Regions from separate parts of the Homo sapiens genome. Here region 2 is linked to region 1. Evidence: chromatin contacts called from ENCODE Hi-C data. All regions are on one chromosome and are shown on one strand. Each heading gives the region's core, a stretch centred on a gene start or an enhancer-like site at or near the end of the contact. The rest is flanking DNA. Distances are from core to core; before and after follow the strand shown.

Region 1 (4,641 bases), core at 563-3,062:
TCATATGGGAGCAGTATTTTTTTTTCTATTTTGTTCACTGATTTTTCTCCACTGGTACTTAATAGGCACTCAATAAATATTTTGCTAAATAAATGAACTGGTGATGTTGAAATCCAGTTAGTTTACATTTTGGTTGGTTTTGGTATTGTCTTTTAAAGGTAGCAAAGACCAAGTAATTAAATTTGTTAGATGAATATGAGATAAAATGGGTTCACTTTTCAATGAGGAGCAAAAATTTATAGACTTCCTTGAGCCAGGTAATAACTAAAACACAAAGTTTTTGGTGTTTTTAGAAAATAATATTGATTAGATTTTATGTTGCTAAAGTTTTCAAGTCAAGGTCATGATGAAACAAAATCTTAGAATGATTTATGTATTCATTTAGAAAGTTTCATTGAAAACATTCATATAATTGTTTTTGTTACACCCTGAACTTGCATGTTGCCATTTCTTATATTACACAGTAATTTTTTATACTTTTTATAAGGTTGGCACATACAAGTTATGGTTCTAAATACAGCTAAAGATTTTAGGAGTATAAAAATTATATAAAGTTGCTTGATTTGAGGAATGGGATTGTGGTTCCATAGGATGTTAAATTTGAGTTGTGAGATTATCAAGTTGTGTAAAAGAACGTTTTTCTAATTCCTGATGAATAAAGAATAGGAATATTGAGAGAATAGTGAAGTTCTAAGGGAAGAGGTTTTTTTTTTAAAACTACATAGGACTTATCTGATTTAAATATGAAGCCTTAAGAGAATTTAATGGTAATGTTATTAATTAGTTACTTAATTTACATACTAAATTGAATTGGGATATCAAGACATTTTATAGCCATTGGATGCAATGAGTTGTTTTTCTAGGCATATTGGGATTTTTAGTCATTTATAAAAACTTGTCTCTCTCTTTGTTTTGTTTTTGTTTTTGTTTTTTTACAGGATATGACATGTCTACATTTATTAGGCGGTATAGTAGATATTTAAATGAGAAAGCAGTTTCATACAGACAAGTTGCATTTGATTTCACAAAAGTGAAGAGAGGGTGAGTTAAGCTTTTTTTGACATCTAATTGATTTGAATTTTTAAAAATGTAAAACATAGGAGTTACTAGATTATGAATTATGAAATTTTAGCCAGTTTTAAAAGATGAGCCTCATTTTTCTTTGATGAGGTATATCAAGTACTTTTTGTGGTAGGATTTGTTTTTAAGTTCTTTTTATAGCACCTTTATTGAGATATCATTCACATAACAAAATTTATCATTTTAAAGTGTGTAATTCATTGGTTTTTAGTGTATTTACAAAGTTGTCCAACATCACCACTAATTTCAGAACATTTTTATCACCTCCACAAAGAAACTCTATACCTATTAGCATTCATTTCCTATTCCCTCTTCCCCTAGATCCTGGCAACCATGAATCTACTTTCTGTGTCTCTGGGCTTGTCTATTCTGAACATTTCATATAAATGAAATTATACAATATGTGACCTTTGTGTAGCATGATATGTCCAAGTTATAGCATCCATGTTATTTCATATATCAGTATTTTATTCCTTTTTCTAGCCAAATCATATTTTACTTTATGGACATATACTGCATTTTGTTTATCTGTTCATAAGGTGATGGCCACTTGAATAGTTTCTACTTTTGCCTATTAGGAATAATGGTGCTGTGAACATTAGATTTTATGTGGATTATCTTTTTAATTCTCTTCGGTGTATACCTAGAAGTGGAATTGCTGTGTCATATGGTAACTCTTATGTTTGTCATTTTGAGGAACTGCCAAATCATTTTTCAAAGCAGTTGAATCACTTTACGTTCCCACCAGCAATGTATGGCACTTTCAGTTTCTCCCTATTCTTGCCATACTTGTTATTTTCTGGGTTTTTTTTTGCCTTTTTTTTTTTTTCTTAAATGGTAGCCATCCTAGTGGGTGTGAACTGGTGTCTTGTGATTTTTAGTTTGCATTTCCCTGATGGCTAATGATATTGAGCATTTTTTTTGAGCTGTTGACCATTTGCATATCGTCTTTTGAAAAAATGCCTCTTCAAACCCTTTGCCCTGTTTTTATTTTTTATTTTCACTTTTTGAGACAGTGGCACCATCCCAGCTCACTGCAGTGTCGACCTCCTGTGCTCAAGCAATTTTTCCCCCTCAGCCTGCTGAGTAGCTGGGAACACAGGCATGCAACACTATGCTCAGTTAATTTTTAAAAAAATTTTCATACAAATGAGTTCTCACTATGTTGCCAAGGCTGGTCTTGAACTCCTGGGCTCAAGCAGTCTTCCCATTTTGGCCTCCCACAGTGTTGAGATTATAGGCTTGAGCTACTGACCTGGCCTTTTGCTCATTTTTAAATTGGGTTACTTGCCCTTTTTATTGTTAAGTTGCAAGAATTTTAAAAAATATGTTCTGGGCACCAGTTTCTTATCGCATAAATAATTTGCAAATATTTTTCTCCCATGGCTTGTCTTTTCAGTTTCTTGTTGGTGTTTTTTGAAGAACAAACATTTTTAATTAATTAAGTGTATCTTTTTTTTCCTTTGGTTGCTTGTACTTTTGTAATCATGTCTAAGAAATCATTGTTTAATCCAGGGTCACAAAGATTTACTCCTACTTTTTATTCTAAGAATCTTGTATTTTTTGCCCATATAGTTAGGTTCTTATCTATTTGGAATTAACTTTTGTATATGGTGTGAGAGGTGAGTCCAAATTTATTCTTTTGTATGTGGATATTGAGTTATCCCAGCAACATTTTGTGAAATTACTCTTCTTTCCCCATTGGATAGTCTTAGTACCTTGTTGAAGATGAGTTGACCATAAATGTAAAGGTTTATTTCTGGACTTGCAGTTCTGTTCTGTTGATCTGTATGTATATCTTCATGCCAGTACCACATTGTCTTGATTACTGTTGCTTTGCAGTGTGTTTTAAAATTAGAACGTGTGAGTCTTCCAATTCTATTCTTTTTTTTTTTTTTTTTTTCCCAAGATTGTTTTAGCTGTTCTGGGCCCCTTGCATTCCCATGTGAATTTCAGGATCAGCTTTTTGATTTCTGCAGAAAAGATAGCTGGGATTTTGTGGGGGATTGCATTGAATCTATAGATCAGTTTGGGGAGTATTACCTTCTTAATGATTAAATTTCTAGTCTATGAACAAGAGATGTGTTTCTGTTTATTTGGATCTTTTTTCATTTCTTTCAGTGCTGTTTTGTATTTAAGCTTTCTTTTAATCTTAAATGCAGAAGATGCATTTAATTTTTGCTGCACCCTAAATAACAATCATCTTAGTACATGATCCAGTCACATGAATGATATAGTCAGTGCTTCTATAAGTGATAACACCTGATATGCAGATTTTTTTCCTAGGATATAGGATGAGGCCTCAGGAGAAAGCCACTGAAGACATTCTTAGCAGCAGCGATGACCCTTGTAGCTATGAAGACCTGTCTTGAAGGGAATCTGGCATGTACAGAAATAGTCTGGTGAATGCCTTCCTGAGCCACTCTGCTGCTCAGTGATCCCAAAGGTCTAAGCAATTGATGTGTTCCTTTAGATTGTTCTATTGAAATTTTAAATTAATGGACTGAAGTGAAAAATTTAATTAAAATATAGAGGTAACCTCTTAGTTATGCAAGAAAATTTAAAGCTGAATTTAAATGTTCTATGCTGCCATTCCAAATCCATCAGGAGGTGATTATTTTGGAATATACCTAAAGTAAATTCTACAGATTTTGTTTCATATATTTAAGCACTTTGTAGAAGATTATGGTGGAGAACTTTTTTAGAAGTCTGATTTTTAACCTCTGTATCCTGTCCAATAATATTTCACTGTAAAGTGTCTTCAGTGAAGTTGATCTTCAGTGTATTTACAGATTTCAGAATAATAGATTTTTAAAATGGTAACTTTTGTTCTAATTTGAAGGGCCAGTCTTGAGAATAGTTGGTGAATTTTTTTATTTAATAGAGCAGTCTTTTTTAATTGGAGGAAAATAGCTCCTGATTAAGTACAATAAAATTAGTATTGACTTAGTTGAATCAAGGAGGAGCCATAATTGAGTGGGGACCAAGAAGAAGTGCAAAAGTGGCATTATACACACACATATACACGTCAGACTGTATAAATACAAAAGAAAAAAATCAAGAATATCAGGTATAAATTGAGGACATGACAGCAATTGAAATTATTATATCATGGCAAAAACCTCAGTAGGCTACACCTTTTGGAGAGGACTCTCATTGTAAGTAGTAAAGTTTGATTTATTAAGATTTTTTTTTATGTTTACAAAAGTAATAAAATTTAAGAAAAATACCATCCTAATTCATAGAAAATGTTAACATTTTAGTGTGTCTAACCTTTTCTGTGCGAGTAAATAGAAATATGTATATAAAGGCACATAGAAAATTACATAAAAATTGGATCAGATTCTTTGAAGGCTGCTTTTCTTCCCCTCCTGTGTATTTTGGACATTTTCAATGTCTGTACACATAGATCCATCTCATTTTTTTCTTTTTTTTTTTTAAGTCAGAGTCTGGCTCTATCACCCAGGCTGGGGTGCAGTGGCGTGCTCTTGGCTCACTGCAACCTCCACCTCCCGGGTTCAAGCGATTCTTCTGTCTCAGCCTCCCAAGTAGTTGGGACTA
Region 2 (4,641 bases), core at 1,371-3,870, 440 kb before region 1:
CATTGTACCCCAAAAGCCTGTATTGCATTGTCTGCCTTCCCAGAAGATAATAAGCTTCTGGAGGCAAGAACCATGCCTTATCCATTCTTGTTCCCCAGCTCCCAGCACCGCGCCTGCTACATGATAGATGCCTAATAAATGTTTAAAGAATATATGAATGATGTCTACACATACAAACTGACATCCTCATAAGCACACCCACCTGTTCATGTGAGTATGTCTACACTGGACACCTGCCCCTGCAGCCTCTCTGTTATCCAGGTCATCATTCATGTACAGCTGACCCTTGAACAAAGGTGGTGGTTACAGGTGCCAATGCCCCACACAGTCAAAAATCTGCATAACTTTTGCCTCTCCAGAAACTTAGCTACTAATAGCCTACTGTTGACCAGAAGCCTTACTAATAACATCAGTAGTGGATTAACACATAAATAGACTAGTATCTATCCCTATTTTATGTATGCATGACATACCTAACTTCTTAATTTTTTTGATATTTCTAGGCTACACAGTTCATCTGTGAGTGTTCGCAAATTGTTACAAACCTCCAAAATTTTAAAAAATATATGTATTGAAAAAATCTGCATATAAGTGGACTCACACAGCTCAACCCCATGTTGTTCAAGGATTGACTGTGCTCACATATAAATGCACCTCTACATGTGCTCATACATATTCACATGTGTACCCCACATGCAGACACATGGAGCTGTTTGTTTTTAATTAAATCAATCCATTTGTTTACATTCATTGGTTTTTGTGTCTTGCCTCTATAGCCAATTTTGCTCCCAGGCAAAACCAAGTGGGATGGTTTTCTGGGTCCCAGAGCAAAGAGAAGAAGGACTTCCCATTCTTTTCTCAGAAATTCAAGACTAAAGCCATCAATCTAGAACTCATGAGGACAGCTGGCAAATAGTGCTGGAATGGCAGGAGCCCTGTAAGAACCAGCCTTTGATCAGCTCAGCCTGATGTTTAGGTGTGACCATATCATTAACAACCATAAAGAGGTGGGCAGGAGCATGCGCCACCCAGATCCTCCTTCAAGGAAAGACTTGTTGCCCAGCTGACAGCAAGGCTGTCAGCACATCATGCAGAGCCTCAGAGAGAGAGAGCCACCTCGCCATCCCACCAGGGCCTGGCCTCACCCAGTGATGAGGGAATATGAAGGCTTAACTATTTTAGCCCAGTGCAGGACAACTCAAGCTCCCCATGGAGCTGGCTGAGGCTTTGGGGCCTGCATCACAGCTCAACTTCCCTCTCAACTCATTCTGCTTCCTTCCCTTCCTTCCCACAAGGGCACTTCCTAAAAACATCCTGAACACTCCAATATAACTCAGAATCTTCTTCCAGGGGACCCAAACTGTACCAAATAACATTTTGCATGCACACAGAACTTAAGGTTGAAAGTGCTTTTCATCCTCACTATCTTACAAGTGCCTGGCAACATCCCCCCCTCCCTCACTGGGGGACAAACACAGCTGTCCCACGTCACTAATGAGGAAACTGAAGCCCAGGGGGTTAAAGCTTGCTCACGGCCACACAGCCAGACAAAAGACACAAAGCTGGAACTGGAACCCCATTATGTCTGATTTGGAATTCTCCACTCTCTCCATGGCATCAGGCTGCCTGTTGCTCCTGCACGTGTGAAGTGGTGGAGGGTATCTTCTCGTTAAGGATGAAATTCCAGACCCTGCTGAAACAGTGTGGGTGTCACTGCTCCCTGGCATCCTGCTGCTGTCATCCTGCCCTCCCCATCGTTCCCATTCCTTCCTCTAACTCCTACAGAATGCAGACCTGAAGATGAGGCCCACAGTCACAAGCTGGTTAGGGATGGGTCCAGGCCAGAAGCCTGTGATGTGTGTTCTCATTGTTAAGCAGACAATGAGAAGACTGGTAAGGAATTCCAGGACTAATGAGCCAACATGGCAGATACAGCCCATGCTGCAATGGTCCCCCTTTATCTCCAAATACAAAGTAAGGAGCAATGCCACTTAAGACTACAAGCCATGCTCATAATGGGAGAGGAGCATCTCCATGCACAGAACCACAGAGGGTTGGGAGTGAAGGGGTGAGAGGGAGTGTGGGAAGGAGGAGGAAGCGATGCAGAATCATAGTTGTAAACAGAAACCAAATCACACCACACGTGGGAGCTGGAGACAGATTCTCAGAATCTTCTTGGGAACCACACATGGAGGGGGCTGGAATCGAGCAACCCACATGAAAATGAGACTAGGGTCATGCTACCTACTCTGAACACCAGCCTAGCCTCACATCCTCAGTGGATAGATAGAATTCAATCCTCGGGAGCCCCACTCTACTGATCTCCCAGAGGGCAGGGCCATGCCTGGTGCAGAGCAGGAGCCTAGGGCACATTATTTGACTGTCTCCCAACCAGTCCCACTGTACCATGTGCTCAGAATCACTGACCCCAAGGGGCTGGGCCTCTGAAGCCCGAGCACTTGAAGGGAAGAGAGCTCCCCAGGGCTTCTCATCATCTCTGCCTCCCACCCCAGCTCAGACCCACATAAAGCCTTGGCCCAGGCCCAGGCTGGTCCTTGGTGATCAGAGCTGCCAATGCACTGACTCATTGCTGGCAGCCTCTCAGGAATTTTGGAAAAGGCAGAGGCTCAGGTGACTTTTGTTGTTTCAGCTGGGACCAGAGAAGCATCTCTGCTCTTAGGGAGGAAAGAAAGGCCTAGAAGGGGAAAGGCAGTGGGAATGGTCACACTGGGGACAGGGGAAGGAAGGAGAGCCACACAAGGGGCCAGGTCCAGGGTGCTGCTGACCCAGTTTCCGTGGGTCCCTGGCCTCCACCTGCAAGCTGACCACACAGCATGGCTGGAGCCAGGAAAGCCCCACTGGCTCATCAGCTCTGCAGCTTCCTCCACCTGGCCAGCCTTCCCTGGACCTGCATTGTCCACCAATCCTGCTAAATCTCCAGGCCAGACGCCCATAAAGGCTCCTGTGTGTTATGTCAGGCTATTAGCACCCCCTGTGAGTCCAATGCTTAACAATCAGACATTTCACCAAGACAAGCCTAGGTCTGAATCCCCATTTTCCTGCTTTGTGGCTTTGGACAAGTGGCTGAAATTCTCGGTACCTTCCTTTCCTTATCTGTAAAATGGACTTAACAGTTTTAACAGCCACAACTGCTCATCAGCTAGTACCACCAGAATGGTCAGGGTTTTTTTATAAGGCCAGCATCTGTTATGGTTGGTTGCAGCCTATGCCAATTCCTTGCTAAGTATTTCCAACACCCGTTTATGGCACTGAATTGTTGTAAGGATTGAAGTGATGTATAGGTAGGGACAGGCATGTAGCAGTACTCAGTTCATGGTACCTATTACTATAATCTCTGATGCCTAATAGGCTCGTGACACACAGATACGGGAGGGAAGAAGGAAAGAGGAGACTTAAGGCAGAGATTTTGATGGAGGTGAGGAGAGGGCCACATGTGAGCACAGGACTGGGGAACTCTGGGGAGAAGAGAAGCAGGGCCCCATCTCACTTTTCTCCCCTTTCCCACATATTCCCTATTATTCCAGCCCATTGTATTAGTCACTCTTCTGTGAGTTTTCTGCCAACTCCATGATTTTGAATGTGCTGGTCCCTCTGCCTAGAATTCTCTTCCTGTTCTTCACTACTTTCTGTTTGTCCATAAAGGCTCATTTCACTTCCCCCAGGATAATGCATCCAGGGCCAAGCCACAGACTCTAAATGATCCCACTCTTCCCCAGGATCTGGGAGTGACACTGGACGGTGGTCACCCACTTTACAGAAGGCTTCAAAGTGAGCCAGGGGTAGGGTTCTCAGCCAAGAAATGCAAAATACATCCCTGGAAGATAATGACCTTGTTGGAGAGGGAAGGTGTGGGGGACTTTGCACAGGCTTCAGATGCCACAATAGGGAAGAGGCAGACAGGCAGGAATGGCTGGCTCATCTCTGAAGACCGTGCAGCTCGTTTGTCTTGTTTACAAGATGCCAGGGATTATTTCCAGCTGTCGGGGGTCAACTGCCCTCTCTCTCACCCACCACCACCACTACACACACTGAGTAGCAGTTCTAGGCCTTTCCTTGATCTCTCCCCCTGCCATGAAACTTCCCCTGGTCTCTTTAACCTTTTCTCTCCTCTGTTCCCAAAGCCTTCCTTTTCACTAAGTCCTGTATTCTGAGGCTGTTCTTCACTTCCAGGGCTGTTCCTAGTCCTGAAGTTCATGTGGATCTCATGTATCTGGCTCCTCCGAGATCTCCCCTTTTAGCTGTTGCAACAGCCGAACCTCCAGAGAAGCCAAGAAGATGATCATCATTCCTTCTGGTTCTTTCCAAATTGTGGCAAAACAGGCCTAACCCTATCTTCTCCATTGGCCAGAGAAGTGCCCTCTAGAGAGTCCAGGAGCTCCAGAAAATTCCCTTATGACACAAAATTGCACTGAAGTAATGTAGAAAGCCTTTGCTTGGTGTCCAATAAAGGGGAATCTGAATTTTTGGAACACTTATGCTAGCAACTCCTTGAGAGTTTTATTTGAGAACAAGACTTTTATTTGTCTTTATTTATTCAAGGCCTAGCCCAGAGAAGGCCCAGAACAAACACTCAGCACATACTAATGAATAAATGAATGGCAGTATCTACTGTAGAAAGGT

Evidence for each region. A loop is a pair of places that touch in the nucleus more often than their neighbours do.
Region 2: a map of right cardiac atrium shows a loop between it and region 1 (4-fold over the local background). The contact joins two enhancer-like sites. A Hi-C loop is called at or near these places in 1 of 168 maps with a recorded cell type or tissue (right cardiac atrium).

Annotation. Positions count from the first base shown.
Region 1 is chr11:86,018,767-86,023,407 of GRCh38, reverse strand. It overlaps PICALM (phosphatidylinositol binding clathrin assembly protein), which reads left to right. Exons shown (of 20, transcript NM_007166.4): 4 at 939-1,041. Among named protein-coding and RNA genes, the nearest start is that of PICALM, 48 kb to the left of the region's middle. Within about 2 kb of position 1,812, at least 2 of the 41 ENCODE cell types and tissues checked have a DNase peak (open chromatin) inside an H3K27ac peak, as active enhancers do.
Region 2 is chr11:86,458,135-86,462,775 of GRCh38, reverse strand. All of the region lies in intron 8 of ME3 (malic enzyme 3), which reads left to right. Among named protein-coding and RNA genes, the nearest start is that of CCDC81, 86 kb to the right of the region's middle. RefSeq lists an enhancer at 2,275-2,803. Within about 2 kb of position 2,620, at least 18 of the 41 ENCODE cell types and tissues checked have a DNase peak (open chromatin) inside an H3K27ac peak, as active enhancers do.